Regions from separate parts of the Homo sapiens genome. Here region 1 is linked to region 2. Evidence: chromatin loops called from intact Hi-C (ENCODE). Cell type or tissue: ascending aorta. All regions are shown on one strand. Each heading gives the region's core, and the rest is flanking DNA. Links, peaks and the distances in the headings are about the cores only.

Region 1 (16,557 bases), core at 3,901-11,900, 57 kb after region 2:
CAATGTGCCATTGTGGAATTTGCAGCAATCCTTGTTTGCTTTTGGCTTTATCTATATATTGACTAGGTGTTTGGGTCCAGGCCAAGCCACTTGCTGTCCTCTTGGAGTTGACATGCTAAGGCACTAGTACCCGTTATAGGGCCCAGGTGGCTGCCCAGCAATGCAAGGGGCACCTTGTTTATTGTTCTCCTGCTGGGTCATAATTAAGGTTCACTATTCAGATGATTCCAAAGCCTTCATGGGCTTGATCTAGGTGACCTGCTGGTTTGAAAGGAGAAGCTGTAGTCTCAAAACACCAGTATGGCAACTGTTTTTTTCTTCTTTTTACCCCAGTTTTCTTTCAGCTTCTGCATAGGCACAGAGTCACCTGGGTGGCCCCAAACTTCTTTTTAGCCAGGCTGGAACGTAACTTTGCAGGGTTCATTCCCTCTACTGAAATGTTTTTGCTACATTGGAGGCTCAGCTCATTTTTTGAGGGGAGCAGGGTGGGGAGGGAAATGCTGGTCTTGTTTCTTGAAAGGAAAATGCTAATGTAACTTGACTTGGGCCTGAGCTGTTGGAAAGCGGGTCTCTGCATACCTTGAGTCCCTCCAACATGTCACTATCTGGGAAGGTCATTGTGTCCTTGCAGTCCATCTTGTGCCTTTTCTGTTTATAGAGCGCAGCAAACAGGGTCAGGAACCCATGCTGAATATTTAATGAGGAAATATTTCAAAGGCGGAGGTGTGCTTGCCTGTCACCTACTGGGGCTATATGTGGGAACCCAAGGTTGCTGGATCCGTGGAGCTTTGGACCCAGGCCCTGGGCTGCTAGAACCCTGTGGCTGGACTTCAGCAGCTCAGAACCTTCTGCTGGGGGTGCTTTGTTCATAATTGCTCAACAGTGAGGAAATGGAAGTGGCGGGCAAGGAGTGGACTTGCCAGGGAGCTGTGTGTCCCCATTGCTCGCGTCCAGGATGTCATCCTAAATTGCAGTACATCTGCTAATGAGGAGACAAGGTGTTACCTTCCGTTTGGAGCAGCTGCATTAATTACATCCTCTCAGACATCCCCTGTGCCTACCACTCCTGGCCAGCTTCCTTTGTTTTAAGTTAATAGACCAAATTGGAGGGAAAGAGGGGAGGGTGTCCTTGGAGACCAGGTGCCCTCTGCTCCTTGAACGTGGTGAGGACGTTAGCTCAGGACTGGGAGCTGGTGGCAAATGGCAGGCTGGCTCTGTGAGGTGGTCCTTGGAGGGAGTTGGGGCCCAGGAGGCCACCTGCATGAAGAAGCCCACTGGAGCTGAGAGGACAGTACCTGGTGTCAGCTCCTTCGACCTCCCTGTGACCTTGTGGGGGATGAGGAGAAGGGGCTGAGCCATCCTCCTGCCTGTGAGTAATTATCGTCAACACGGAGAGAGAGATATGAGCCACAAAGCCAGAAACCAGAAAACAAAGGCCCTGTGCAGTGTCTTCCTGTGTTTGAGCCATCTCTGTAAGTGATCTTCCTGTGTTTGAGCCATCTCTGTAAATGATCTTCATGTTTGAGCCATCTCTGTAAATGATCTTCATGTTTGAGCCATCTCTGTAAATGATCTGTAAGACAGGTAGACCTTCATAGGGCTGAGAAGCCCCCTGTCCGAGGCCAGATCCACCCCTCCCTTTACCAAGTCCCCCAGAAACCCCGCTGGTAAGGTGCTGGCTGAGCTCCTCATCTGAAAAATGGGAAGGCCGAGAACCACCTCTCTGGTCTCTTGTGGAACCTAAATTAACAACTTCGAGTGATTCCCTCATGTGTTTCCTCGCTTGCTGTCTGCGGGCTCTGTTCCGCGAGCCCTGCATCAAGCATATTCCTGGCACACACTGAGGGCACAGGAGATATTTGATGAGCAGCTGAATGTGACAGTGATCTGCACAATGCTAGCTGCTAAGATCAACTCCCTTTGTCTTCCTGAATCCCTGCTCTCTTTCCCTTCTTTCTCTTATCTTTCCCTCCCCTTCCCTCTCCCTTCCCTTCTTTTCAGGCTATAGCTGAAGGGTGTTGTTTGTAGGATCCCCGGATTGGTGGGTGGCTCTAGTGTGACAGGCCTGGAGGGCTGAGCAGTGTGAGCCTGGCTTAAGGAACATAAGACAGACTTGCTTTACTTTTGCAGCTCAATTGCTTGGCTTTCAATCCCTGGATTAGTGGGTTTCATAGGAGCCTCCCCAGGAAGTCTTGCACAATGGAGTTCATTGGCTTGAGTAGCTGTAACCCTGAAGGTCAAGTTCTTTCCAACTGGCTGCTTCAGGATGCTTAGCAGGCCAGCGGGGTAAGCAGCAGTAGCATCCCCCTTTGTTTCTGAATGAGAAATTATTCCCAAGAAGTCACCAAGTGTGAAAATGTGTGTTGTCTTGCTAATGGGACACTAATGAAATATTAAAGTGGCTTTCTTCCTGTCAGTCTCCTGGGGACCACTCTATCCTCTGGATTTTAGTCTGTCTTTACATAAAGAGCCCCGGGGAATTAACATTTCTTGGTACTTTTCAAAATAACCTTGGTCTTTCTCATGCCATAGTAAAGAAGTTCATGTTTCCGTTAGATAACTGTCTGGCTTAGGGAGGGGCTCTGTCCCTCCGCAGGGGAGGAGGATTTTGGTCGGCCCTCCCAGCAGCCTGTCCTCCAGGCGGATGCCTGCTCCCAGCTCCCTCATGCCCCACCTCTGCCTCCCTCTCAGCAGAAGACTACCCCAGTTCACAGGGGAGGCGCTGTCATACTGCCCCACACTGAGCTTGAGCTGGGAGCCAGGCGTGCTGCCCGCCTCCATGCCCGTCACTGAATCCTCCCACTACCCAGTCGGCAGCTGGGAGTTGTTTCTGTTTCCACTGTGTGGGGAGGGAAGCTTGGGCACCAGGAGGTTGTGTGGCCAGTCACAGAAGCAGGATTTGAACCCAGCCCAGGCCCTGTGAACTCCAGCGCCCAGCGTGGAGTTATTGCCTTGCCAGCACCTCCCTGTTTTTGGCTACAACTTGGTCTCCCCAGGCTGCCATCAGCATGCCGTGACCTTGAGTGATTTACATGATCTGTGCTCAGGTTCCTCCACTCTAAATAAATTCCCTAAGTGCTTTCCTTCCTCTTCATGTTTGTAAACACTTCTGGGGACAAAAGGATGTGGAGGAAGGGGTCGTATTTTAGAGGCCAGTTTCTCCTTTAGGTCCATGCCCTGTCTTTGCTCTGGCGGCCACTGCTTGGCCCCAAGTCCCCTTGGCCTGGAGGGTGAGTTGGCCTCCCCACCCTCCGCTTGCTCTGACCCAGTGTGTGCAGTGCCACATGGCCAGACTGTTTCCATCAGGACGGTCAGAGCTCTGCTGAGGAGCCTGCAGAAACCTCCCAGATCTGCCTGCTTTTGGGGTTCCCTGGCCCTCCAGCCTTGTTGGGGTGCCCTCCCCAGCAGAGCCATCATGGTAACGAGGCATTCTTCCCCTAGTGGTCAGCACCCTGCTTGACCCCCTGCGTGGGGTACCTTGCCTCCCTTTCCCCCTGCCCCCAGCTTCCTCCTGCATAGACTCAGATTGACTTCTTCCCAGAAGTTTCTTCCTGCCCTGGGTGCTGATCTCTTCTTTTCCTGAGTATTTTCAAGTAGCTTTATGGATGAGCGTTTCTGTTTGATTCAGCACAAACTGTGCTGTGCCAGGCCCTGTGCTCAGTTCCAGAGATGGTGCTGAGGAAGGTCCTCAGGAGGGAGATTGTGGGAGGAGAGGACTACTAGATGCATCACAAAAGAGGCAGCGTGGATGTGGGTTCTTAAGGCAGAGTAGGATGTTTGAAAGGTAGAGATGGGGGCCTTCCTGGTGGAAGGGACTGCATGAGTACAGGCGTAGGAGCAGGTAATGATGAATTTGGAGGCAAATGAGTAGTATTTTTGTCTGGAGCACAGGATTTCCATCAGTGTCCTGAGAAAGGAGTAAAGAGGCTACAAGGCCAGCTTCTTCACTCATATCATCTCGTACTGCTTTTGGGACACTGGGCACAAACACACCGACCTATTTCTAAGATGATCCATTTGAGCATCTGCCTCCCTCACATTAATGTAGGTTGCAAAAAGGCAGGGCTCATCTCTTTTTTTTTTTTTTTTTTTGAGATAGAGTTTTGCTCTTTTTGCCCAGGCTGGAGTGCAACGGCGTGATCTCGGCTCACTGCAACCTCTGCCTCCCGGGTTCAAGTGATTCTCCTGCCTCAGCCTCTCGAGTAGCTGGGATTACAGATGCCTGACACCAAGCCCTGCTAATTTTGTATTTTTAGTAGAGATGGGGTTTCACCATGTCGGCCAGGCTGGTCTTGAACTCCTACCTCAGGTGATCTGCTGCCTTGGCCTCCCAGAGTGCTGGGATTACAGGCGTGAACCACCACACCTGGCCATCTCTGACTTTTTCACTGTTCTACCTCTGTGCACTTGATATATTTAACAGATGCTATATAAGGCTTTCAAATAAATGAATATGTACTCTGAGATGAGGCGGATTCTCTCACAGGCACATGCACACACGGCTATCGGCTGCCCTAGCTAGTGGCCATGCAATGGCCATTTTTTGTGGCCTCCGACTAGTGGTTAGGCTGTGTGGGGTGCTGTTTACCCACTGGTGGAACCTATTCCCAGGCAGGCCCCTAGGAAGGGGTGGCACATGTACATGGTTGGGACAGAGACCTTTTCCCTCTTTAAGGCCAGGTCTGGCTTGAACGAGCCAGGGGCTTTTAGTTTAGCTGGGCTGAGGCGCTCATGTGGCCAGGGAGATGCTGGGAGCCTGCAGACTCTGGGATGTTACTCTGCGTTTTTTTCTCCTCTCCCCAGAAACACGTTTTTGTCTCCATCTGACCAACTTTTTAATCTTAATTTATGAGCCTGCTGTAGCACCAGTAAAGACACACTGTACTGCCTGAAAGAATCACTGCTGAATTCTAATTCTGTGCGATTCAAAGGCATGCCTTTGGCCGGAGCTGCTTCAAGAATAAGCAGAGCGGGAGGCTCGGCCCTGCTCTGGCTCTGTGGGCTTGTCAGGAAGCTTTGCCCTGGCTGCCTCTTACGGGCCTCAGGCTTAATTAAGCCTTCTGATTTATTTTTCAATTCATTACTTTTTGAAAAAAGAAAAGCCACTTTAATGGAAGCTTTTAAAATCCAGACACTTTGGATTCCTCTACTTTGTCAGGCAAAAGTGGATTCGTCTAAGTAGTTTCATTAAAAAAGAAAAGCATATATTTATGAAGGTTTCAGAGATTAGATTTTTTTACTCCTTTCACTCCAGGAACCTAAAAGCCAAACTTGGAAAATAATTTTTGTGGTTAGGTATGTGCATTCACTCAGCCAAGAAATCTAGTAATTTCATAAGTACCCTGGATTTCTGCATTTTATAATTTCCCTGTCCTGTCTTCTTGGTGACTTGGGTTTTAATTCTTTTCCTGCCCAGCTTCCTGATGTGGGGGCATTGGTACAGGCTGTGGTTTGAGAAATTTCACAGGAAGAGAAGAAGCCAGGCCGGAAGGGTTTTAGTGGAGCCAAGGTGTTCAAGAAGGTGGGAGCAGTGCAGCCTGAAGCTAGAGAGAGTGGACAACGTGGTCTAGAAGGAGAGGACTGTGGGAGGGAGGGCTGTGCAGTGGAGGGCTCATCACAGGGCTTGCCGGAGAGGGAGGAGAATCACAGCAGAAGCAGCAGCCGGCCTCTGGTTTCCAGCCCTGTCAGCCATGGCCACTGGCGTGGTGAGGAAGATGGAGTCAGTAGCATTCATGGTCTCTAAGCAAGCAGTGATCCTATATGCTGGCGAAGCCTGTCTCTCTGACTGGGGCCTGCAGACAGGGGTGGCCCTGATGACTTCTCCAAGACCGTCTATCCTACAACTGAGTCTCTGACCCCACCATCGGTCATTCTTAGACTTCAGCATGGGGGACTGATCCCCTGGGGTCTGTGCATTAGGAGCCCTTGAATGTGCCCTAGCTGCTTTCTGGTGGGTCCCTGGCACTTGGAGTGGGTGGTGGAGCCCTGAGTCTCCTGGGCATGCCTGTGAGTGCTGTTCGCGGTCTGTTCCCAGGTGCAGACATCTCAGAGGCGACCAGGCTGCCAGAGAAGGGGACGAGAAGGGAGCCAGGGGCATGTGATGTCTTTGTGTTCTTCCTCTTTGCTTTCTCCTGCTATCGGGTGGGAATCCTCAGGACCACAGAGACCTCCGGGTCTCACCCTGCCTGGGCTGGATTCAGCTCCACCACCTGTCAGCGCAGAGCCCAGGGCGCTTCCCGGGCATCACAGAGTAGAAAGCTCATCCGTTTTCCAAGAAAGGACACTAAGACGATGGCCAAATTGAGTTAGGAGTGCCAGGAATCCAGATCCAGGAGCCGCCGGCCGAGTTCCTGTAAGGCCCGCCCCACCTCTGAATGACAACTGCTTTCCGAGTTTCTGCAGGGAAACCAGGCTGCTCTCCCCCAGCATTTACGGCAGCTTGACTTACAGGCCCTCATGTTTGCTGCACACTCCAAATCAATTCTCTCTCCTTCTTTAAACTTTTATCACTTTGCTGTATGAATAAGGCCACTGATTTTCTAGGTTCCATGTGCTTTTATATCAGGATTTTTCTTTCTTCTCTCCTACTTTCTCCACAAGCTTGTTCTGAACACCTGCTCTGTGTGAGACCCATGGTGGGCTCCCTAGGCATCCAGAGATGAACTGGTTGTGGTCCTGGGCCTCCAGGAGTTGGCACTCTAGGGAGGGATGGGGAAGTAGCCTCACAGTAGATACGTTTTCTGCTTTGTTCACCCATTGAGCAGATAGATACGTCATGGACACTTATTCCGTGCAGATGTCATAGCAGGTGCTGAGCTGTACAGGTGATGAACAAGACCAATGTGGACCTGAGCTTGCCGTGAGCTTCCACTGTAGGGAGGCGGAGGCCTGTTGAGGTACATGAGGGGACAATTACAGGCCATTCTGGAGCTCATAGAAAAGCCCACGTAGTCTGTGTGGGGTGGGTCAGGGAAGACTTCTCTGAGCAAGTGGTGTCTAAGCTGAGACATGAAGGATGAGTGAGAGTTAGCCAGGTGAAGGGGGCCAGGGAGAGAAAGATTGTTCCAGGCAGAGGGAGTTGCCCTATAAAGAGATGGCATCCAGGGAGAGAGTGGCATGTTCATGACAGTGGAGGAAGCCAGAGGGTTTGCAGTGTGGGGAATGAGCCTGTTCATGACACTGGAGGAAGCCAGAGGGTTTGCAGTGTGGGGAATGAGGGTGTGGCTGGTGCAGGATGAGGGTGGAGTTGTGTGCAGGTGGGCGGGATGCAGGGCCTGGTAAGCCGTGGTGGTTTAAATGAAGTGCCGTGGAGGGCCTAGGAGAGAGCCAGCTGATGAGATATCTGACTTGGAGAAGCCCAGGGTGGCAAGATTGGATGCGAGGAAACTGTTAAGAGACCAAGAACTTGCAATTATTAACCTAGGTGACAGTTGGCCCAGAGTGTGGCAATGGAGCTGGAGAGAAGTGACAGATTCAAGAGATTGGTAAGAAAAGGAATCTGTAGGACTTGGCCATCGATCAGACATTGAGGGTGGGGGGAAGGGAGGCGTTAAGGACAGCCCTGAGGTCTCTGTTTTGGCACCCACTGCCATGACCCAGGAGGAGCAGAGGAGAGTTCAGTTGGAGGCCGCCCTGAGACAGCCAGGTGCGGCTTTGCAGTAGGATTTATGGGCTTGAAATTCAGAGCCAAGGATAGCCCAGGAAATACAGATTTGGGAGTAGAGAGGAAGACCCACAGGAGAGGGCAGAGTGGGGTGGGGGAGGGGGCCCCGAGAAAGACGCAGCAAGGAGGGGAAGGGCAGAAGCAAAACCCATCGGGGGCGGGGGGGGACATCTACATGCCATCTTTGGTGCTGTGAACAAGGGACAGTATTTCAGCAGGTGGAGGCCATGGGTCACAGCGAAGACGTTCCAGGTAGCTGGACCAACATGACCAAGGTGGAGAGGCAAGAGGTGTCCATGCTGTCTGGGACCTAGGCTGGGTGGGGCTGGGTTAGGCCTCACATCTAGAAGGCCCCAAATGCCCAAGTTCTTGGGCCTTGCTTGCTTGTCTCTAACTTTCCTTCTGTGGCTCCTAATGGTGAAGGCCTCCCATGCTCCTGTTTGGGAAGAATTATGCAATTATTCCTAAATGGAGTGCATGTCAGCAGCCCTGGCACTGAAAAGGGAAGACATATTGGAGGAGGAGAAACCTTTCACCCAGCCCTAAACCAGCTGCTTCTGGAGAGTACTGAAGAAGAATAATATTTTTTTAATCTAAAAGAACTTTACATTTATGCTTGACTGAAGCACAGGCCACATTTGTCCTGGGAGCCAATGAGCAGACAGAGTTTGGGTAATCTATGCAAAGGCCCCTCAGCTGCCCTGCATCCATCATCCCAAGTGACAGAATTTACATCATTAATCATTGGCAGTAATAGAAAAGTCATTGGAATAGAATGTTGTCACAGATAAATGTCTCCCAATTGCATATAAATGTCTCGGCTTTACTGTACTATTTGTGCTTGAGAAATACTGTGGCTTCAAAACGGTATTTATCTGGCATTGGGAAACCATCAACGCCAGCCTGCCTTGCCGACAGCACCTCCCGAGGAACTCAGAACTTCCCCCGTGGGCCTCAGGCCCAGGATCGCTGCACATCTCTGCCCATGACAGGAGTTGGGCAGAGGGAGGGGAGGCTGGGCTCCTTGGGACTTCCTGGTGGATGACGCCTGGGGAGTTAGAAAACACTCAAGTTCAGTCATGCCCACCGCGTTCCCCCAGCCTGTCACCCTGTGGCTGGAGGGTGGCTTGCTGCCACTTGATGCAGAGAAGAAAGGAGGGTCTGAATCGGGCCCAGCAGAACTAGCCGCTCTCATGGCCTCAAATTCAAGGGTGTGGCCGCTCCAAAGGCACCACAGGCCACAGAGAAAGGAGAGGCGACCCTGCAAGCTAGAAGCCAAAGAGCTGAACATTGGAAGGCCTCCTTACCATTTTTGAAATGAAGCCCACAGTGGTTTTGGGCTGGCGTCTTTCTGTTTTGTGACCTGAAAACACTCTGTTTTTGGAAAGTGCAGATCTGCTGACACCTTTTTCCGGAGGTTTGTGTGTTTCTCTCCGTGGTGAGCCGCCCTGCCTCTGACAGGGCCAGATGCTGGCAGGAGGAGGGACGTGGCTTAGGGAGCAAGGCATTTTTTGCTCAGGTTTGAAGGAATTCTTTTTGTTTGATCCTTCACCTCTCTATCCCCTCAGGGGTCCTGCAGCCCTGCTGGGCCTGGCTGGAGGAGTGGGCCCCAGAGGCAAGGCAGGCAAGTCAGGGGTTCTGAGGCAGGAGGATGCTGCCTCTGGTGGATGGGCATGTGGGGCTGTGTTAAGGGTGTGCGACAGCCATGACCAGTGAGCTGCTGGAAGCTGGAGCTAGGTGTCTGAGCTGACAAGCCAGGGCAAGTTTTTGTAGAGTATATTTTAAGAGGTAGATCTCCTCTTTCTACAGGGAATTTCAGAAATGTCCACTTCTCAGATGTGGAAGTGATCTGAGACCAGCTAGCTGGGTGTTCCCAAACCTTGATGATGAAGACCAGTCAAATTTCAGAACGCTGGTGGGTGTATTAGTCTGTTTTCACACTGCTGATAAAGACATACCGAAGACTGGGCAATTTATGAAAGAAAGAGGTTTAATTGGACTCACAGTTCTACGTGAATGAGGAGGCCTCACAATCATGGCGGAAGGCAAGGAGGAGCAAGTCACCTTATGCGGATGGCAGCAGGCAAAGAGCTTGTGCAGGGAAACTCCCCCTTATAATACTGTCGGATCTCAGGAGACTTATTCGCTATTACGAGAACAGCATGGGAAAGACCCACCCCCCTAATTCAGTCATCTCCCACTGGGTCCCCCCCATAACACGTGGGAATTATGGGAGCTACAAGATGAGATTTGGGTGGGGACACAGAGCTAAACCATATCATTCCTCCCCTGGTCCCTCCCAAATCTCATATCTTTACATTTCAAAATCAATCATGCCATCCCAACAGCCCCCCAAGTCTCAGCTCATTTCAGCATTAACCCAAAAGTCCAAGTCCAGAGTCTCATCTGAGACAAGGCAAGTCTCTTCTGGCTATGAGCCTGTAAAATCAAAAGCAAGTTAGTTACTTCCTAGATGCTTCGGGGGTACATGTATTGGGTAAACACAGCTCTTCCAAATGGGTGAAATTGGCCAAAGCAAAGGGGTTACAGGGCCCATGCAAGTCTGAAATCCAGCAGGGCAGTCAAATTTTAAAGTTCCAAAATGATCTCCTTTGACTGCATGTCTTGTGTCTGGGTCACGATGGTGCAAGAGGTGGGTTCCCATGGTCTTGGGCAGCTCCGCCCCTTTGGCTTTGTAGGGTACAGCCTCCCTCCTTGCTACTTTCACAGGCTGTTGTTGAGTGTCTGTGGCTTTTCCAGGTGCACTGTGCAAACTGTCAGTGGATCTGCCATTCTGGGGTGTGGAGGATGGTGACCCTCTTCTCACAGCTCTACTAGGCAGTGCCCCAGTAGGGACTCTGTGTGGGGCTCTAATCTCACATTTCCCTTCCACACTGCCCTAGCAGAGGTTCTCTGTGAGGGTCCCACCCCTGCAGCAAACTTTTTCCTGGGCATCCAGGCATTTCCATACATCTTCTGAAATCTAGGCAGAGGTTCCCATACCTCAATTCTTGACTTCTCTGCACCTGCAGGCTCTAGAGTGTGTGAAAGCTGCCAAGGCTTAGGGCTTCCACCCTCTGAAGCAACAGCCTGAGCTATACCTTGGTCCCTTTTAGTCATGGCTGGAGCAACTGGGACATAGGGCACCAAGTCCCTGGGCTGCACACTGCACGGGAACCCTGGGCCCAGCCCACGAAACCATTTTTTCCTTTTAGGCCTCTGGGCCTGTGATGGAAGAGGCTAGCATGAAGACCTCTGACAAGCCCTAGAGACATTTTCCCCATTGTCTTGGGGACTAACATTCGGCTCCTCGTTATTTATGCAAATTTCTGCAGCAGGCTTGAATTTCTCCTCAGAAAATGGGATTTTCTTTTCAATTGCATTGCAAATTTTCCAAACTTTTATGCTGTTTCCCTTTTGAAACTGAATGCCTTTAGCAGCACCCAAGTCACATCTTGAATGTTTTACTGCTTAGAAATTTCTTCTGCCAGATAACCTAAATCATCTTTCTCAAGCTTGAAGTTCCACAGATCTCTAGGGCAGGGGCAAAATGCCACCTTTTTGCTAAATGTGGCAAGATGCCACTCTTTGCTAAAACTTAACAAGAGTCACCTTTATTCCAATTCCCAACAAGTTTCTCATCTCCATCTGAGACCACCTCAACCTGGACCTTATTGTTCATATCATTAAGCATTTTTTGTCAAAGCCATTCAGCAAGTCTCTAGGAAGTTCCAAACTTTTGCACGTTTTCCTGTCTTCTTCTGAGCCCTCCAAACTGTTCCAGCCTCTGCCTGTTACCCAGTTCCAAAGTCACTTCCACATTTTTGGGTATCTTTTCAGCAATGCCCTACTCTACTGGTACCAATTTACTGTATTAGTCTGTTTTCACACTGCTGATAAAAGACATACCCAAGACTGGGCAATTTACGAAAGAAAGAGGTTTAATTGGACTCACAGTTCCATGTGGCTGGGGAGGCCTCACAATCATGGTGGAAGGCAAGGAGGAGCAAGTCACATCTTACATGGATGGTGGCAGGCAAAGAGAGCTTGTGCAGGGAAACTCCCCCTTATAATCCCGTCAGATCCCCTGAGACTTATTCGCTATTATAAGAACAGCATGAGAAAGACCCGTCCCGCTAATTCAGTCTTCTCCCACTGGGTCCCTCCCACAACACATGGGAATTATGGGAGCTACAAGATGAGATTTGGGTGGGGACACAGAGCCAAACCATATCAGTGGGGCTGACCCAGGATGGCCAACTTCTGATTTGACCAAATGAGGCCATTAAAAGCCAGTTGTCAGCTACTGTATCATCATTTCATAAAATGAAATAAAGGAAAGAATATTTTGACACCAACAATATAAGAAGGCCATCATTTCAAGATACAAAATATTTCTTCAGTTGATTATAATTGGTTTTATGAAGGATTTGCTCCACTATACCTGTTTTTTTAACTCCCCCTTTTTCCTTATTTCTCTTTTTTTTGCCAAAAACTCACACAATTCTGTTCTGGGTCCCCAGGCCTCTAGTTTCAGATGAGCAAAAGCAGGTGCAGAGGGAAGGGACCTGGCCAGGGTCCACAGCTAGTGAGATTTGTGTATTGTTTCAGTTATTTCTGGCTTCATAACAAATCTCTCCTGACTCAGCAGTGTGAAACAACAGTCATTTATTATTATCACCTCTCTTGGTTCTGGGGCTGGCCCAAGCAGCTTCACTTGGGGTCTCAGTGCTGTTGCAGTCAGATAGTGGCTGGGCTGTCATCTTAAAGGCTTCTCTGAGTGGGTCTGGGAAGATGCAAGCATTTGGGGACAGAGCAGCCAGGGCTCCTCTGGCATCCCTTTCTCCATGTGGTTTTCAGCATGACGGCTGCAGGACAGCCACATTTCTCCCCTGGGGCCTCAAATGCATGTCCTGAGAAAAGCCGGTGGATGCTGTGTTGCCTTTCATGAACTGGCCTTGAAAGTCACACGGCATCCCTCCTGCCGAGTTCTATTAGTTACAAGTGAGCCATTAAGGCCAGCCTGTATTCAGTGGGAGGAGAATTGGCCTCCACTTCTTGGTGGGAGGAGTGCCAGAGGATTTGCAGACATGTTTTAAAACCACAGTGTGGATCCAATAGGCTAAGTCCAAAGCGCCCTAGGGAGGGCCAGGTTTTAATTTGGAGCGCTGGGATCTTGGAACACACCCCCTTCCGTTAAGTGTTCCAGGAATGAGTCTGCTGGAGGATCACTCCGGTGACGGTGGCAAGCTCTGCTTCCTGGTCCCTGCTTGCACTTGTATGAAGTGATAAATTTCACGAATAAGGTAGATTCCATCAAATAAGTATCAATTAAGCTGTTTTATGATCTAGTTGAGATGATGAATTAAAGTCGATTTAGATAAATGATCAGTAAAAGAACAGAGACTTCAGGAAGACAGCATAAACTCTCTGAATTGCAGGCACTCACTCTTCATCAGAAAGCAGCCTCCCACACTTGTGCACTTGTTGAGCGCTTGCTGTGTGCATAGATAGCACTGGCTGGTGCTGTCCGACCAGTGATGGCTGCAGTGGTATGTGGAAGCGAGAGGGGTCCCAGTTTGCACTCCTGAGTATCTGTGATCCAATTCGGGTCATCCCTGTGCCATCTGTTAGGATCTGAGTGTGGGAAGGGGGAGCACTGATCTCTTTTCAATCCCCATTCCTGGGTGTGGGCTACCTGCTTTCAGTTTCAGGGAACAGAGATGCCCTCAAGGTTCCTGTTTAGAGGGGTTTATTGTAAGAGTTCTCTGAAAGATGAGGAAGAGAACTAGACCATCCCAAAGCCACGAGGCCCAGCCCCTGGCTCAGTGCCGGCAGCCCTCCTTGTTGCTTCCAGGGAGGCCTGGCTTATTCAAGGTCCACAGGTGTGAAATGGAGGGTGGCGGGGCTGGGGGCTTCTGGTATGCAGGAAGAGGGCAGCCACACTGGTGGTTTCCTGTGGCGGTGAGCTGGGGGTGTTGGGGTCAGCCTGGGAAGCGGGGAGTCCATGTGAGTGACCAATGTCCTAGATCCTCTCCTTCTTTCATGGATAGTAAGCACCTGTCCTATGTCAGGCACGCCTCTAGAAACAGGGCAGTGAACAGATAGACACCTTTACCTTCCCATGAGACTGCCAAGAAGGTGATGTCCTCTCTCTGAATCCCCTAGACCTGCCAATTTGGTGGATAATTGTTTTCTATCACAGCTCTTGGCAAAAGGAAGGGGAAAAACAATTCCCCAAGGTGTAGAATTCACCAGAGAGAACCCCCATTACTCGCCCAAGACCATTAGGCTGGTCTGTGACTTCCAAAATGAAGGGGCTACCTGGTTGTGTCCACAAGAAGAAAATGGAGGCTTACCCAGAGTCAGTAAGAGACTGTTAGGAACGCAGGCTGAGCCTGGCTGGCCACACGGCATGACTTTGTTCATGTCATGAATATTTATTGAACACCTGCCACATGCCAGGCACTGTTCCCGGGACTGGGTGTGAATAGTGCACAAGAGGGAAGCCTCCCTGCTCTCTTGGCGCTTACCTTCTAGCTGGGGAGACTGGAAACATAAAGATGGTGCAAAGGCCGAGTGGAGAAAAACCAAACTGCCAGGAGGGGCTCAGGCTGGGAGGGGATCAGGCCAGCTGGGAGGGGGTCAGGCCAGCTGGGAGGGGGTCAGGCCAGCTGGGAGGGGCTTGCTGAGCGGACCTTGAGCAGCCTCCTGCAGGGTCCTGGAGTCAGTGGTGCCCACCCCACCCCTGAGCTGGGGCTGAGGGCTCCACGACTTTCATCCCCTTGGGGTGCAGGGAGGTGACCAGGGGCGGCCCTCCCTGGCCTGGCTTCTCCCTCTTTCACCCACTGAGTGTCGACTCTGCCTTTCTGATCTGGGTCCCTGTGAGGAGGAAATATATATTTAGACTCTTCTGTACTTTCCGTGGTAACAGCCGCTTTATTCCTGGTGAAGAATGAGGAAAATGGGTCAGCTGTATTTACTAAGAAGCATGTTCCAGCTTCTTTTCCGAGGCTATTTATAAACTTTAAAAAATGCGAGCTAAGTTTTTGCATCTTATTGGAAGCCGGAGTGCCTATGAATACCCTTTCTATTACTATACCGGGGAATCTAGCACTTCGGAATTGAAATGCGTTGAGTAGGGCAGATAGGAATCTTGCAAATAGTGATTTTGATGAACTCTGGCAGCCCACATTTGCCTCTTGGTCTGATTTCTCTGGGAGTTTTTTCATGTGACATTGGTGTAGCTTTCTTGGATATGGTTGGGGGGGACTGTGCTGTGGCTACAAACAGCTGACTGGCTATGCTGGCCCTTCACGGCCGGTGTGCTGACAACTTTATCTGGCCTTGGAGCCTTGAGGAGGGGCTGCTGCCAGTGACTGGGCCCTGCTTTTGACCAGCCTTGCACACTGGGCAGTGGGCAGGGGGCCCAAGGGCAGAAGGGCCTCCTGAGCATGGGGACTTGGAGAAGCCATTTCTGAACCTGCTCCATCCCTGCCTTGTCTCTAGGGGGAATGGGGCCATGAGGCCTCTAGAAGCTTCGCCTTGGCCCAGGCCTCTTTCCCACATTTCTTGATGGGCCAAGAGCCGCCAGCAGCCCTCCTGTCTCTCATGCCTCCCCTGCGCGTCATGGGGTTACACGTGTCCTCACACTGTGCCTCGTGCAAAAAAAGGGTCACTTCTCCCTTTCTCTCTAAGTGGCCTGACCTCGCTTTCGAGGGGGAAAGGCTTGGGGGTCCTACATTTTAGGCCCACTCTGGTGGATTTAATCGAATGGCTCAAATTGCCTCTTGAGGTAACCTGTGTTGAGGCTGTGCTCGATCTTTCCAAGTGCCTCCTCTCCTGCTCCCCTCGGCGCCTTGGAGTATGGGGAGGAGTGCGTCCCTGTAGCCTGGAGGTAGCTGAGGGAGGGGTCTCTGCCCTCCAGCCACTCCTTGGTACCCTCTCTGGTTCCTTCTGCAGAGAGGCTGGACTATTGAGCCCCAGGAGCAACTAGCCCCGTGGAGACTTTGCTGGGGAATCCTGGCACCCATAAGTGGAGCCCTGGTCCCACTGTTTATTTTCTTGGCTTTTCAATACCTCTTCCCAAGAGGCATCTCCATTCTGACAGTGTGAGGTCACTGGAGCCTGCAGGCCATAGGGCCCTAAGCTGTCCGCTGGCTGATCCATCACCAGGAGGCAGGGTAGTAGGGCAAGAGGATAGGCATGGGGCCTCCTCCCCCTCCCGGCTCCAGCTGTAACCCTGAGGACCTGACTTCCTCTCCTTATGCCTCCATCTCCTGTGGGTATCATGTCCATAATCTAAGTCACAGCCACCACTACTGCCACTTACTGAGCACTTAACTCTGTCCCAGGCGCTGTTCCTCCCTGTGTCATCTATGAACTGATTAAATCCACAGGGCAAAGAGGGCTGTTAGGAGAATGAAATAAGTTACTCAAAGCCACTTGCTCAGGACAGTGCTTGGTGGTTGTCACTAATGATCACTCTCATCATGCCTATCTGCCCCACGTTGGGAGGGGATGGGCCAAGTTCTCCCCAGAGCAGAAGTTCCCAAACTTTCTTGCATCTTGTACTCCAAGTGCCTCAGTGACCTACCTTCCTTTCCTCTCCTCTCCTCTCCTCCCCTCCCCTCCCCTCTCCTCTCCTTTCCTTTCCTCCCTCCCTCCCTTCCTTCCTTTCTCTTTCTTTCTCTGTCTTCCTTCCTCCCTCCCTCCTCTCTCTTTTCTTTTCTCTTTCTTTCTTTTCTCTTTCTTTCTTTCTTTCTTTCTTTCTTTCTTTCTTTCTTTCTTTCTTTCTCTCTCTCTTTTCTTCCTTCCTTCCTTCCTTCTTTCTTTCTCTCTCTCTTTCTTTCCTTCCTTCCTTCCTTCTTTCTCTCTCTCTCCTTCTCTCTCTC
Region 2 (16,557 bases), core at 2,859-10,858:
TAAGATTTTATTGGAACTGGAAAATTCCTGTCTCGTAGGGATGTCATAGTGTCATAGTGTAACACATTACTGTTTCTATGTTTATATGTGTTTAGATACAGATACCTATCGTGTCACAGTTGCTTGCAATATTCAGTACAATAATACGCAGATTCATAGCCCAGGGGCAATAGGATATACCATATGGCTTAGGAATGTGGAAGGTTGTACTATCTAGGTTTTTGTAAGTACATCTTTGTGTAAGTACGTTTGTGTAAGTACATTGTCATCTTTGCACAATGATGAAATAGCCTAGTGATGCATTTCTCAGAATGTATCCCTGTTGTTAAGCAACAAAAGACTGTTGAAAATAAGATACATTCAAAATGAAATATGGAATATAATGAAATATGAAATACAACACTGCACCCAATAACTGTAGACTGTACATTCTTTTCATATGCATAGGGAACATTGATCAAAATTGTTGATTTATAGAGTAAATCTCAACAGATTTCGAAAGACTAAATTCAGAATATCATACTTACAAAGACAGGTTTAATATTTGAAAAATTGATCAGTATAAATCACTAAATTAATAGAGTAGAGCAGAAAAATCATGTGATAATGTCAGAGGTGCAAAAATTGCCTTTGGCAAAATCCAATACCCATTCAAAATGGAATCTCTTAATACATTATGAATGAAAGTTAACTTCCTTAATTTGATAAAGATTACTCAGAAAAATCCTATAGCAAACACCATGTTTACTGGTGAAATGTTGGAAGTTTTCTTTTGAGACAGGGAAAGAGAAGTTGTTTTCACTGTCACCAATTCTGTTTATTATTTTACTGGAAGTCCTACCTAGTTGAGTATGGCAAGAAAAATAGTACAGGGATGAGAAAGGGAAGAATAAAACTGTGATTTTGTAGATGACATGATTGTATATGTAGAAAATTAAAAAAAACCTCTTTATAACTTATTATAAATAATAAGCTAGGTTGCAAGATTCAAGGTAATTCTGGACACAATTGCAATTTTATATGCCAACAACAAACACAAATTCCAAATTTGTATCAATCTGGATCCAATCAGGAGAGAGAAACCAGTTGTATTAGTTTGTCCTCATAGGGCTATAAAGAAATACCCAAGACTGGGTGATTTATAAAGAAAAGAGGTTTAATTTGTTCATGGTTCCACAGGCGGTTCAGGAAGCATGGTGCCGGCATCTGCTTGGATTCTGGGGGAGGCCTCAGGAAACTTACAATCATGGCAGAAGGAGAAGGGGAAGCAGGCTTGTCTTACATCGCCAGAGCAGGAGCAAGAGAGAGAGAGAGGAGGGGAGGTGCTACACACTTTTAAACAGTCGGATCTCCTGAGAACTCAATCATGAGAACAGTACCAAAGGGACGGTGCTAAGCCATTCGTGAAGGTGCACCCCCATGATCCAGTCACCTCCCACCAGGCCCCACCTCCAGCACTGGAGATTACAGTGTGGACATGAGATTTGGGTGTGGACACAGATTCAAACTTCATCACCAGTAAATTGAAAGCAGCGTTTAATGTGGATAATTACTAATTATAACAGGGAATCGAAGTAAGGAGGGATTTGGTTAGGCTAGTGAAAAGTGAAGAGAATTGTAAAGAATATGAAAATAGCAGATAAACAGAGCAACTGCTGCCCCTGGGGCTGAGGTAGAGTCTGCAAGGAAGAGTCTCTCCTTCCCCCAGGACCAAGATCCAGACCTCATCCAGAGAGGGCATGGCTGGTTTACTGCATGGCCAAGAAGTTGCTGGCATGTCATACTAGTGGAACTTAATGGAAATCCACCCTCTGATACCTGCCAGAAGTTGCTCACTAGGGCGCCACACAAAAGCTCTTCATGGGGAGGTGTCTCACTGGAGGTACCCTGCTACAAAACCTCCAGAGTGGGATGCTGGGGGGAGCTGCTGGCTGCTGGGTATGGCCTGCTGTTGTGTGCTGTAGTCTCTGGAGGCTGGAGCAGCTGCAGGTGCTTGTAGAGATGGGTACTGGAGAAGCCACCTGCGTTGCAGGAGCTGGACGCCATACAATTAACACAATGTAGAGCAATCTGGAAGGCTGTATATATCAAGATGGCCAAGATGGAACCAGTGTTTTTTTTTTTTTTTCTCTGTGACAGATAGAATTATGATGCTTCCCCCTGCCGCTTTTTTTTTTTTTTGGTATTCATTCAGCATTTATTTAATGAATGTTGAGTATTTTCTCTATTCCAGACAATGTGTTTGTTACGAGATACATAACAGCAGACAAAATAGACATTGAACTTGTTTTTGCAGTTTATAGGCTGATAGGACAGTCAGTCATTCATCTGAGCTCTTTTGTGCCAGGCACTATTCTAGTCACTGGGGGGATAGATGGATAGATTAAATAGATTGGTTAGATAGATGGGATGGATGTATGGATAGATAGATGGATCAAGATAAAATCTTGCTTTCAAAGGGAGACAGCCATTGAGCAGATAATTAATTATAAGAATGGGTACATACTTACACAGTGCTATAAAGGGTGTAAGAAGGAAAAATACAGGCTGCTACAAGAGAGGACAATGTAATTCAGATGAGAAGCCAGGGCAGACTTCTCTTAGAAAGTGATATTTTTATGATGAAAGTGATGAGGAGGAGGTTAGCTTGGTGAGATGAGTGATCAGAGAAGAATGATCTAGATGGAGGGGAGGCTTGCGGGCAGACTTCATGATGGGAAGAGCTCGGCATGTCTGAAGTGAGGAGTGGGAGGTCTCTAGAGGGTAGGGGGAGGTAGAGAGTGGCAGGAGAAGAGGCCACAGCAGGGGTCATGCTACTCACAGCCATAGGCCACCTTGGAAACTAGGGTGTCCCTGTGAAGGGTTGCCCGTGATAGAGGTCTGAAATAGGAGATTCTTGGACTGTTTTGCTATTTACAGCCACCGTGTGGGGTGCTGAGTGGTCAGGGGATTGGAGGCAAGAATGGAAGTTGAGAGACCACTGGGTGCAATTTGCAGGAATCCAGTGAAAGTTAACGGTGGAGGTGGCGCCAAGGCCCAGCAGTGGAGCTGGAGATAACTGGATGGCTTGGAGATGGGGTTTGGAAATAGAGTCATTCAGAACTGGTGATGGATTGAGTGTGGGCTGGGAGAGACAGGGAGACATTGAGAATAACTCCCAGGTTTCTGGCTTAAGTCATTACATGGCATGTGATGCCATTTTCTGTGTACTTTTGTAGTGAATACGAATTACTTGTTCAATTAAAAAAGTAAAATAAGTTTGGATTTGCAGATGAAGAAGGCTTTGGTGACCAAACAAACAAAACCAAAGCAGTTGCAGTGAAAGTGAAGAGGTGGAGATAGTTGCTACAGACTACTGCAGTTCTGCATCTTCAAAGAAGCCAGAAAGTAGCAGGCAAGGTAGGGTCGGGCTGTAGGACAAGGACATGTGTTTTGTTTACAGAGTAGGATAGATGTGAGCAACTTTCATTGGGAGAGAGAGCTAGACCATAGAGGGAAGAGAAGGCATTCGTTAACTCAACAAATATTTGAATGTCTGTATGACAGGCAATACTCTAAGCTCTTGGAACATACAAAACATAAAAAACATTCCTGTCTTCTGGAGCTTAATGTTCTAAAGTGGGGACACTGAAAATCAAATCATGTGCCGAGTGCACTGTAAAAAGAAAAAAAAAGCCTATTAATGGGGAGATCTAGGGATGTTGAGGTGGGACGGCCAGAAGGATGTAATTTTATGTTGTGGGTGGCACTGATGGATTTGATGCCACTAGAATGCAAGATATGCCAGGGCAGAGATTTTAGTTTTACTCACTGCTGCATCTCCAGTTTAGAATGGTGCCTGGCACATAGTAAATGCTCAATAAAGAATTGCTGTGCGAATGAATTAATGATTCAGGATCCCAGGAATGGGAAGGAATGAGGAGTGGGATACTGAAGAAAGAAAGATAGGCCAGTCATAAATGAAGACATATTGTAGGGATGTTAGTACTGATATCTCCAATTCAAATTACAGTTGTTTTTGCTTTTAAAGGATTTTAACTGTTCAATTGTATTTTGAATTCTTTGAATTAGCTTTGTTTCATGGCATTCATTTTGTTTACTGTATGTTTCTTAGACACAGTAATATAGTTTACAGAACTACTTATCCTTAGGGACATTACCCACTTAAGAAGTGACTGTTTTCAGTATTATTACAATAAAATTGAGATTACATATCACTTTGTATATTGAGGTTCTGTTACAACCTGTCTTTTCAGCATTATCCTTAAAGTGGTGTGTGTGGTGGTGGTGGTGGTGGTGGTGGTGGTGTGTGTGTGTGTGTTGGGGGGGGGGTGTTGTGATTGTTTTATGCCCATTACAGAAACCAGTTTAGCCGGCATTATACTGGTGTGGTTATATATTAAATAAGTTAAATTTCTTGCAGCTACTCTTTTGATCAGTTAATTGGTCTGATCCTATAGTGGGTATTTTCATGGGTCTCTGCTAAGTTTAGCCTCACAATGATTTTGTGTGTCTGAAATCGTATTGACAGGCTGTAGCTCCTTCTAATTTATGCATGCGTGAAGAAGATTGTCCTCTATTTGCTGAGTCTTATGCTTTTATATGAGGACCCCAGTGTCGTAACTTTGCCATAACTCAGGAAGATCTAACTTCTGACTGTGCAGTATAGAGCATTCCTTTGTCTAAAAAAATAATATGGATGTTTTAAGACCATTCAGTCATAACTGGAAGCTGCCTTATAGTTAAAGGACTTTACATATTAATGAAGAAAGGGAACATACAAATCATTATGTCCTTTTTGCCATAGATTGCTGTCCCCTCCCATAGAAATTATCTTATTATATTTTATTACAACAGTGTATGTAAAATATATACTTATAAAAGTAATAAATGGTCTTTGAAAAATTCTAATAACAGGAGTGTAGAGATTATAAACTGATTTTATCCTAAAATTGTACATCCTAGGAGATAACCATTGTGAGCAATTTGATTTATATCCTTTTTTGGACTTTACAAATGCTTGTGTAAATCGCGTGTGTGTTGTATGTATATATGTTTGAGTGTACATACAAGAGGAATCATATACAGCTTCCCTGTTTTTTCCTCCCCATTTATACACCATGTTGTGGACATTTTTGTGTCAGTGCCTGTGTGTGGGTATGTGTGTGCATAAAGACATAGCACGGGTATGCCATAAAAAGTTTTCAGCCAATCCCTTATTGGTTGTCGTCATATTTTGCTCTTACAATAAGTGATGCACTTAACATCTCCAGTTATGTTCTAGGACAGAAGTGCTTGTCAGAGTGTAAATATTTGACATATGCCCTTAGAAATGTTGTACCAGGCCAGGTGCAGTGGCCACTCCTGTAATTCCAGCAGTTTGAAAGGTCTGGGCAGAAGGATCACTTGAGCCCAGGAGTTCAAGACCAGCCTGGGCAACATAGGGAGACCTGGCTTTACACAAAATAAACAAAATTAGCTGGGCATGGTTGTGCGTTCCTGTGGTCCCAGCTGCTCGGGAAGCTAAGGTGGGAGGATCACTTGAGCCCAGGAAGTCGAGGCTGCAGTGAGCTGTGATCGTGCGAGTGCACCCCAGCCTGTGCAACAGAGTAAGTCCGTGTCTCAAAAAAAAGAAAAGAAAAGAAATGTTGTAGAATACCAATTTGGACTCTCATTAGCTAAAAGTGAGAGCATCCATTTCCCCAAACCCTTACCAATGGTAAGTGTTGTCAGTCTTTTAAATCCTTTCTCAGCCCAACAGGTAGAAGACTCAGATCTCCTTTTAATTTACATTTCTTTGTATATTCCTGCAATTTAGCATGGTTTGACCATTTATGCTATTTTTTTGGATATGTTACTTTTTATAATAGTCTTCAGTCTTTTTTTCTAGTAGGTTCTTCGTTCTTTTTCTTTCTGATTTCTGTTTTTCTTTTAAAAGAAGTATGTATAATATTTCTCCCTTTAGTCATCTGTATTTCAGTCTTAGTTTTCTTAACTCATTATGTCCTCATGCCAATCCTATGAGTCATGCTCCCAAACTCTGAATCTTTTTGGCCTTGATGGCATGTGTACTTGGTCTTTCCCACACCAGTAATTAAGTATTCTCCCTAGATTTTCTTCTTTGTTTTGAATTTTTATCCTTAGATGTTTAATATAGCTGAACTTTTTTTATATGTGAATGGGATGAGTTAGAGCTCTAATTTCATTTTTCTCCAAATAAGATGGTTATTATTGAGTCATTGATCATTTTCTACTGATTTGAGATGTTGCCATTACCATGTGCTAAGTTTCCACAAATATGTGGTTTTTTACCTGAACTCCTTGTTCATTGATCTGTTTATTCTGTGCCTACAAAATTACCACATTGTTTTTTCTTTCCTTATACACTGATTTAGTTTTTGTCATTCTAACATATTGTAAAGAGGAAAGTATTGCTCCTATTCTGTTCTTAAAGGTCTATCAGGGCCGGGCGCAATGACTCACACCCGTAATCTCAGCACTTTGGGAAGTCGAGGTGGGCGGATTACTTGGAGGTCAGGAGTTCAAGACCAGCCTGGCCAACATGGTGAAACCCCATCTCTACTAAAAATACAAAAAATTAGCCTGGCGTGGTGGTGCATGCCTGTAATCCCAGCTACTTGGGAGGCTGAGGTGGGAGAACTGCTTGAACCCGGGAGGCAGAAGTTGTAGTGACCCCAGATTGTGTCATTGCCCTCCAGCCTGGGTGACAGAGTGAGACTCCATCTCAAAAAAACAAAACAAAAAAACCAAAAAACTGTCAGAAGTGGAGTGTGACTTACTTTTTTTTTTTTTTTTTTGGGTCAGAGTCTTGCCCTGTCACCCAGGCTGGAGTGCAGTGGTGTAATCTCAACTCACTGCAACCTCCACCTCCCGGGTTCAAGTGATTCTCGTGGCTCAGCCTCCCAAGTAGCAGGCACATGCCACCACGCCCGGCTAATTTTTGTGTTGTTGGTAGAGATGGGGTTTCACCTCGTTGTCCAGGCTGTTCTTGAACTCCTGACCTCAAGCGATCCGCCCGCCTTGGCCTCCCAAAGTTCTGGGATTACAGGCATGAGCCACTGCGCCTGGCCATGGAGTGTGACTTTACAGTAGAGATTCATTTGTCTAACATCTCTGTTACTGGTTTCAGTAAGATCACATCATCTTTTTTGTCCTTTGGCAGCAGAAGTTGTAGGTTAACGAAAACTAAAGCAACTTTTCTTGTCACTGAGATGGAATTGAAATGATCTCTAACCCATACTTCTTCAGCCATGACTTCTCACATCTTAGAACACATTAAAAATAAGAATATTTGTAGGACGTACTGGAGAATGAATGAGTATCCTTGAGGTCAGAAACCACTGGTCAGGGGTTAGCGTGGCTTAGTTCCCCTCACAAGGCACGTGTAACCCATTTACATTGAACTGCATGTCAGTAGGGAAGTGTTTAGGAAGTGCTGCTGTAGGCTAATGTTCTTCAACTTTAAAATTTTCTCATGACACGTCATTGTAGCTTGATATGGATTGGCCAAACTGCTTTAAAAAATTTTTAATTGTGGTAAAATATACATATATAAAATTTGTTGTCTTAACCATTTAAACATTCACATTGCTGTGCAACCATCAGCACCATCCATCTCCAGAACTCTTCTCATCTTGTAAAACCGAAACTCTGTACCCAGTCAACAGTAACTCCCCATTCTCCCTACCCCTCGCCCCCGGCAACCACCCTTTTACTGTCTGTCTGTATGAATTTGACTATTCTAAGTACCTCATAAAGTGAAGTCATATAGTATTTGTCTTTTTTTTTTTTTTTTGAGACGGAGTCTTACTCTGTCACCCAGGCTGGAGTGCAGTGGTGCAATCTTGGCTCACTGCAACCCCTGCCTCCCGGGTTCAAGCTATTCTCCTGCCTCAGCCTCCTGAGTAGCTGGGATTACAGGCTTCTGCCACAATGCCTGGCTACTTTTTATATTTTTAGTAGAGACAGGATTTCACCATGTTGGCCATGGTTGGCCAGGCTGGTCTCAAACTCCTGACTTCAGGTGTTCCACCTGCCTCGGCCTCCCAAAGTGCTAGGATTGCAGGCGTGAGCCACCACGCCCAGCCTAGTATTTGTCTTTTTTTGTGACTGGTCTATTTCATTTAGCCTTATATCATCAAGGTTCGTCCATGTTGGAGCATGTGTTAGCCTTTCCTGCCCTTTAAAGGCTGAATTCGTTATGTGCACACCACATTTTGTTGATTTGTTCATCCATCCATGGGTGCATGGGTTGTTTCAGCCTTTGGGTATTTTGAATAATGCCATGAACATAGGTGTAAAATCTGAGAGCCAGACGTCTTGAAAGAGTTTTGTTTTTTTTCTTTCATTTTTTAACTATTCCAATTTGAATTTAGCTTCCATTATTCCGCCAAACCTTCTTTCTTAGATCACTATTAAGTAGAAGGAACATTTTTCCTTTTTAATGATTTTTCAGACATACTCACCCACTTTGGCTGTGCCATCCTCCCTTGGCTCTTGGGATGGTGCATGCCCCCTGTTTCTCTCCCACTTAGGAGATTTCCTTTGTGACCCTCCTCTCGCATCATTTAAAGGTGGAATTTCCCCAGAGCTTGACCCTGGGCCTTCTGTCTGTGACCATTAAATGTGGGTATTTCTCAGCAATTAGAGCGAGGCTCTTTTCTTTTCCCTTGTTTTGGAAAGAAGAGAGTCAAAAAAGCTTAATCAAATAATCTCATCTTTTACCCAAAAAAGATAACTATTTTCTTCGGGAAAAAAGGTGACAAGAATATAAATCATCAGAATTACACTAATTTGTTTCTGAAGGAAATGATAAACTTTCCCCCAGCTTTGTTGAGGTATAATTGACAAGTAAAAGGTGTATATGTTCAAAGTATACAATGTAATTTGATGTGTGTGTACATTGTGTAATGATTAGCACAATCAACCAGCACGTCCCTCACTATACGGTGTTTTACTGTGTGTGTATGGTGGAGGAGAGGAGTGAGGACACTTAAGATCTGCTTATTAATTTGCTTAGCAAATTTCAAATAAACAATACAGTATTATTAGCTGTAGTCACCGTGCTGTACATTACAGCCCCAGAAAATATTCATCTTATAACCAAAAGTTTATACCCTTTGACCACCATCTCCCCATTCCCTCCCCAACCCCTGTGAGTTCAGGCCCTTCTCTATATTCCTTCTTATTCTAGGTGACCCCCATCTGCTTACAGAGATCCAATCTGCTGATGGCTCCTAGGTTTGTTTCATGAGGTCAGAGCTCTTTGCTGAGCCCCACTCCAGAGCTGCCTCCTTGCTGTCTATGCTGAGTGTCTGATGGGTGCTCCAGCCTCATGTCTGAGATAGAGCTTCATGATTTTCCTCCCACGTCCCCTTCCGTGTTCTCAGTGAAGGGTACTTGAGCCTCCCAGGCGATCAAGTCAAATTTCAGGGATCAGTTTTAAAGTAAACTTTTTAATTTAGGATAGTTTCAGAGTTATAGAAATGTCTGAAGAATATTAAGGAGAGTTCCTGTGCACTCCACACCTGTTTCCCCTGCTAACATTACTGTGGTACATGTTTCACACCAGTGAACCAGTACCAACACATTATTTACACTGAACTCTACACTTCATTCAGATTTCCTTAATTTTCCCCTAAAGTCTTGTTCTTTTTCAGAATCCCATTCAGGATGCCACGTTACATCTAGTTGTCATATATCTTCTTAGGCTCCATTAGACTGACAGTTTGTTAGATTTCTTCTTGTTTTTGTTGACCTTGACAGACTAAGTATTTTATACAGTGTTCTTCAATTTGGATTTGTCTACTGTTTTTCTCGTGATTAGACTTGGATAATGGGTTTTGGGGAAGGAAGACCACAGCGGCAAAGTACCATTCTCATCACATCATATCAAGGGTACCTGCTCTCAACATGATTTACTACTGATGATATTAACCTTGATCACCTGGCTGAGGTAGTGTTTGTTAGATTTCTTCACTGTAAAATTACTGACATTTTTGACACTTTCCTCTTCTTTTTATCTGTTTTGAATCCAAAACAATTCCTGCTGGTTCTTTTTCCCAAATAAATTTCCATTCTGTCCAAGTCACTCTTTGCAGCCACTGCTGCAGTCCAAGCCACAATTGCCTGTGCGCAGACGGTATTGAGCGATCTTCTGACTCATGCCCTGCTTGTGCCCTTGCCTTCTCCAGCCCAGTCTCCACCCAGATGCCAATGTGGTCCTTTTCAAATGCCAGTTGGTCAGTGGTACTCTTGTTCCCAAGCCTTTGAGCGGCTTCTTGTTGTACTTGAGATACCACCCCACCTTCTAGACACAGTCTGCCAGGCCTGCTTAAGCTCGTCTCTTGTCACCTCTCTCATCTCCTGCCAAGCCCCTCTCGCCTTGTCCTCTGTTCCAGCCACCGGTTTCTTGCCCGAGTCCCTTCAACACTCTCAGCTCCCTTAGACATGTCGTTGCCTCTGCTTAGAATGATGGTCGCCCTCCACCTTGGTTCCCTTGGGACCCCAGCTTACATGCCATTTACATGTTGTTTCTTCAGGGGACATTTCCCATCCACTTGCAGGGTCCATGGGGCACTCTTGCTGGGTGTTTCTGGAGCATGCCACACTGTACCCCTGATGCTGGGAGTTACTTGTTCTATGTCGGAATTGTTCCTCAGTGCTGGGGTGGACAAGGCTGAGACGTGCCTCGGCATGTCACTGTGTGTCCCTGTTACCTGTACTGAGCCTGTGCCAGAGTGGATGCTTGATAAGTATTTGTTGACTGGGTGAAATTTTTTAAAAATTAAAACATTTTTAATAGAAATGGGGTCTCACTATGTGGCCCAGGCTGGTCTGAAACTTCTGGGCTCAAGCAGTCTTCCCTCCTTGGCCTCCCAAAGTGCTAGAATTACAGGTGTGAGCCACCGTGCCCAGCCTGAATGGGTGGATTTTATCTTTTGAATGGAAAACACTCTTCATTTTTAGCATGCCAGTATGCAAAAAAGTACTTGAATTTATTTTTCTTAGTCCATTGATTTAAATCCCACATGTATTCTTTTAAATCTGTCACATAAGGTGCTGTGGTGGGTACAGTAGTGGATCTAGAAAGTGTGTTCAGCCTCTGCCACTCCTGAGGGCCCATTCATTCATTCTCTCATTCACCAGACAGTTACTGGGAACCTGGGTCTGCCAGGCCTAGTGCAGAGTGTGGGGTTATGAGGGCTTGTGAGTGAGCCTGTTGAGGGAGAGGGAGAAACTTATAGATCCTTCAGCATTTCCAGTTGTGGTTAGGATAGATTTGGGCGGATTTAGTTTGAATTCTGGCTCTACCATTTTTAAGATCTGCACTCTTGAGCTTAACCTCTACCCGTCTGCAAAAATGTGGGCAGCATTGTCTCCCTTGTAAGTTGTGGAAAGAATCAGCTAAGAAAAGGAATGTAAGAGGATCAGTATAATCATAGTAATCACAGAACTAATGGTTTTTGCCTTTGAGGTCCTGAGTACTAGCCTAAGTAGTTACATTAATTATTTTTGTTTATTCTCACAGCAACTCTGTGAGGTAGGGATGTTACTGTTCTCATGTTGTAAATGAAGAAAGTGAGACCTTAGTTGAAAAATTAAATACTTTGTCCAAGGCACAGAAGTAGTAAGTGGGAGAGCTATAACCTGAACCCAGGTTCAAGGACGGCGTGATTTTAAAGCCCAGAAAGGACTCCTTACATTCTGTGTAGCTACCCCATCTTCCAGTGTGGCTTTATTCTTTAAAGTTGTAAAGACTTTTTAGGTATCTTGGCATTTAAAAAAATGTAATAGTCTTTAGAGGGACGATTACCTTAAGCTATTATCAACTTGAATTTGTTTCTTTATTCACATTTTAGCAGCTTTGACATCTGTGACTTGGTGCCTGTGTTGAGGAGAGAGGGTATATGTTGGGACTGGAGGATGAAGTTTGAAGTTAGACCCATCTGGGCAGTATTTATCTTAAAGTGAGAATTGTGAACTTGTAATCAGACTCACCTGGAAGATTTATCAAAAACGTAAATTCCTTAACCACTTCTTTGGTACCCCACATTATAATCTCTTAGGGGTAGGACTTAGAAAACATTTTTGCAAGTGATGTTATTTAGATAGTGGATTCTTTTTCATTCTGAAGTTTGAGAATCAGTGAATAGAGGGAATGGGAAATGTCAACTCCTTGATGATCCAGACTGCCCTACAGGAAGCCAGTGGAAAGATGAAAGTGAACCCTGGTATGCCTGGCTAGTAAGTTTAAAAACAAGTAATGTGGAAATAAAATCAACAGTCGGTGAATTTGTCTCCCTGTTGTTTTACTTTTTATATTATTTGTGTTTGGGAGGAATTTGATTTGTATTTTATGATCATTTTTCCCTAGTGGGTAGTGGGGTAGCACGAGAAATGAGTGGGTCTAGACTATGATAGAGTTGGTGCAATGCAGCAGGCCAATCGGAAGAAAAAAATTTAAGCATATTTTGTGGATTAGCATGTCAGTTGCAAAAATAGGAGTATATCTAAAGCTGATTTCAGATAGTCTCTTTTTAGCGAAACTATGTCAGACTGTGCCCGGACTTTTGCTTTGGAAAATATGGTAATTTCAGGTTTGTGGCTAATTTGAAAATTAGTAATCAATACTAAGGGTTTTAAATATGTAGCATTTATGTGTTTATTATGTATTTCTATATTCATAAACATTGAGGATTCTTTTATTGTCTCATGTAACAAGAAGACAAGCAGCTCAGGGATGGCGGCTCCCGTGTGCTTCTCCATGATCTCTCAGCTTCCTTTGTGTGGATGGCCACAGCATGGCTGCGTGCCTAAAGCACGCGGAGAGGGCAGCATTCTTGTCTCAGGCTCCCCACCCACCATTCTTAAGCAGCTTTGTTGAGGTATAATTGGCATACTAAGTTGTGCATTGTCTTGTACATTTTGCAAGTGTGCATCTGTATACACCGCACAACCATTACCATACTATGATAATGAGCATGTTATCACTCTCCAAAGTTTCCTGGTGCCTTTTGCGATTCCTTCTGCCCACCCTTCTCCTCCTTTTGTGAAAGCTTTGATGTTTTTAGGGAAAAAAAAAGTTACATTATTGAGGATAAAATACTAGGTAGAAAGATATTTAACTTGTAGTTTTCGCTTTTTTTTTCTTTTTGAGGAGTATTGTGGAAATAATATGATTGTAGGTATAGGTTGCTGTAATATTTATAGAAAGTTTTGAGAAACAGATTCTCTGAACAGACCATCTTGGAAGAGTTTGACAGGAAATATATTTTCGGAAAGGCTGGAATAGAGGTGGAGATGGTGCCTGCTGGCAGGAGAGGGAGAGAAAGGGAGGACAGCACCTGCCGGCCACTTGCGGGTGAGCTACAGACATGAAAGCCAAAGGCTGCGCTTTTCTTTGGTTTTTCAATAGATGGCATTTTTATCATGCTAGAAAGACTAACATGAATTCTAACATGAAATGGTAATAAAAATGTAATCCCCACTAACTGTAGTGTATACATAGCTCAAGTGCATTTTTTTGTTGTTGAATGGCATGCTGGTGATTGATTTATTTATATTTATAGATTAAAAATAATAAACTTTGCTCTCATTGTAATCACCTCTTTTTTTTTCTTTTTTTTCCCTCCCCCAGAGACTGGGTCTTGCTCTGTCACCCAGGCTGGAATGCAGCGAGTGGCACAGTCTCAGCTCACTGCTGCCTCCACCTCCTGGGCTTGTGTTCCTTCTGCCTCAGCCTCCTAAGTAGCTGGGACTGCAGGCATGTACCACCACACCCAGCTAATGTTAATTTTTTGTGGAGATGGGATCTCCCTATATTGCCCGGCTAGTCTCAAACTTCTGGGCTCAAGTGATCCTCCTGCCTTTGCTTTCCAAAGTGGTGGGATTATAGGCGTGAGCCACAGAAGCGTGCCTGGCCTGGGTAGTTCTTTTTAATTGTTGAATATACTTGCTGAGGTTAGTTTCTGCTGCAGAAAGCATTATATAATGTTGAGTTAACAGCGATCTTGTAAAGAGTTAGTAGAATGTGTAAAGTTTTACCTGGGAGGCGGAGGCAGCAGTGAGCCAAGATCTTGCTACTGCACTCTAGCCTGGGTGACAGAGCGAGACTCTTTTTTTTTTTTTTTTAAAAACAAAACAAAACAAAACAAAACAAAACAAAAAACGACTGTATAGGGTTAAAAAACGACTGTATAGGGTTTTATTTTAATGGGTTTCTTCAGCTGTCTCCTTTTAGCTTCTATGACTCTGCATTTTCTTGGCTCTTTGTTTTTCATTTCTTTACAGTTCTTCCATGTATTTTGTTTTGAAAGTAATATGCCTGAGGTGAAAATGGCGGCATTTCTGTCATGATTTAACCTTACTAGAAATGACATTCTTTGTTCTTTGTCTGTTTAGTTGAGAAGTGAACCAATTCCCTGTGCTTAAAGTACTACTCCTTGGTGTGGGGCAGGGAGGGAGGGGGGAAGATTTTTAACATAGAATACAAATTGAGTTTGTTGGAAAAGGTATCCCTATAAAATGTTGTCCAGGTAGTTAGAGCTTAATATGGGTGATAATTTCCCTAGAAGAATATTCTTTGCTGTAACACTGATGACTTGATGGACTTGTGAAAGTGAAACTTGGTGTGTTTCTTCTTTCAGCCTCCATGTAACTCACAGATAGGGCAGTGTAGAGTAGATTTCCAGTTTTAGATTAAGGATAGCTTGTATCCTATGCAAGGTTTTGGGGGTTGGTTAGGGTCTTTGAGTATTTCCTGTCTAATTCACTTACTAGTTACAAAGAGACAAGCTGTAATGTAAAAAGTCTTCCTTGAGCTAGACTAGCTTTCTGTACTCTTTGATTTAAAAATACCTGGTAGTTCTGCCAGTTGGGGATTTGTTTGGGGTGAATGAAAACCCCTCAGGCTCAGTCTGTTCATGCACTGGTGTGTATTAATTCAGTCCATTCATAGTCATGAGCTGACTGTGCCTTATTGAAGAAAGGGAGGCTTCTGGAAGAGAGAGGAAGATGGATAATCTTGGATCCTGAAGCACTGCTGCTGGCGCCTGGGAGTGGGGCAGGAAGACAGGAGGTTCTGAAGAGAGGGCTTTGTATCCAAAGTTAAGACTTAGGCCAGCCCTTGATGGGGAGAGAAGCTACTCAGGCCCAATAACCTCAAATAGTTCAGGTTAAATCGACAGTTGTCAAGTCTAATTCCTCTTTACAGCATTATTTCTGTGGGAAAATGTGTGTGGCTTATATACTTGCCTCAGCAAACAGACCGGACTCAGAATCAGCTCTTTGTTGTCATAATTTAAGTGGAATTAGTTACTCCCTAGGGTTGCATTGCCCCTTGGATGGCTTCTAGCCTTCTTTTTACTTATTAAATTATATTCCAGGTTCCTTGACTGTGAGGGACATAGTAAACTCCTAGTAGCCTTTACCTTCCCCTCCCTAAATAGCAAACTCATGTAGAAAACATTAGCTAAAATCCTTTGCAGATTTTTTTGAAATCACCTAAAATGTTGTTATTGGCACCATTTCATTTGGAGCCATTTTGTCAGAACCACTAAGTATTTAGGTGAGGCGATTGATTTCATTCCCACGTGGGAATTTGGTTGGTTGTAATATTCAGGCACTCAGAGCAATTCCTGCCTGGACGTCACGTTCAGGTAGTCTGGTGTCTGAAACTTTTGGCAGAGATTAAGCTGATAGAAGATTTGGGCTAACATTTTTTAGTGTGTGAGTTGGTGAATTTTCAAGATGATTTAGAAGACTTTAAAAAAGCATCTGTGAATACTGCATCATCTTGATGTCAAGAAGAGATTGTTATTTAATACATACATGTTTTAGTAATGAAGGAGGTACATAGAGATAATTGATTTGAACCGGTTTACTTTTTCCCCTTTTTAATGCAAAATATTTTTGGGAAACAGAACTTGACTCGTGTTACACTACTCGCTTCTTGTTTTTTGTTACAAACATGCTGAAATGGTCTAAATAATGATGCTACTAAAACAACGTATGCATTGTTTTCATGGGGTGTTGATTCCTTCTGCAGTGTTCAAAATTACTTGCATGCCTCCGAGCAACAAACACATATGTGACAGACTTTATGTGAGATGAGCATTCCAGAGAAATGAAATGCAAGTTTACTTTTCAGTAGCTATGCAACTTAAAAAAAAAACATTGTGTTTTTTGAAACATGGCTTTAGGGCACTAACACTCGGACCGAGTGCATGAGCTCTGCAAGTTATTTTAACAAAACCTAATCACAGGAACAAACATCTGGCATTTATAGAGTTTGTTTATTTATTGATTGCCGTAAGCCTCTAGAAAGAATATTCTGTTTCTTTTAATAAAATCCTTTTGGAAGTTGTCTATATTTTAATATCTAAGTGTTTTTGGAATTTAGTTTTAACAAGGTTAACTCAAATGTTAAATTTATTGTGGGCTACAGCTGAAGTAGGAGAATGTAAGAAGAAATGGCAAGTGGGAACTCTTGTAAAAAGAATGGTAACTAAGTTCTTTTTCCTGGTTATGCTCCTG

What was found. Hi-C counts contacts between places; a loop is a spot of excess contacts. Peaks named below come from ENCODE experiments on the same cell type or tissue, not always from the same donor. Only the 100,000 strongest peaks of a DNase experiment are listed, where the experiment ranks them.
Region 1: a loop joins it to region 2, with 2.0 times the contacts of the local background. A loop is called at or near these places in 1 of 110 quality-filtered maps.

Annotation. Positions count from the first base shown.
Region 1 is chr1:6,910,030-6,926,586 of GRCh38, forward strand. All of the region lies in intron 3 of CAMTA1 (calmodulin binding transcription activator 1), which reads left to right. Among named protein-coding and RNA genes, the nearest start is that of CAMTA1-AS3, 96 kb to the right of the region's middle. RefSeq lists an enhancer at 1-62. In ascending aorta, for the core only: no CTCF peak of the experiment used is centred there; no DNase peak of the experiment used is centred there; H3K27ac peaks cover 977 bases.
Region 2 is chr1:6,854,165-6,870,721 of GRCh38, forward strand. All of the region lies in intron 3 of CAMTA1 (calmodulin binding transcription activator 1), which reads left to right. Among named protein-coding and RNA genes, the nearest start is that of CAMTA1, 77 kb to the left of the region's middle. RefSeq lists an enhancer at 13,181-13,913. In ascending aorta, for the core only: no CTCF peak of the experiment used is centred there; DNase peaks (open chromatin) are centred at 6,035, 6,504 and 10,176; H3K4me3 peaks cover 415 bases; H3K27ac peaks cover 6,058 bases.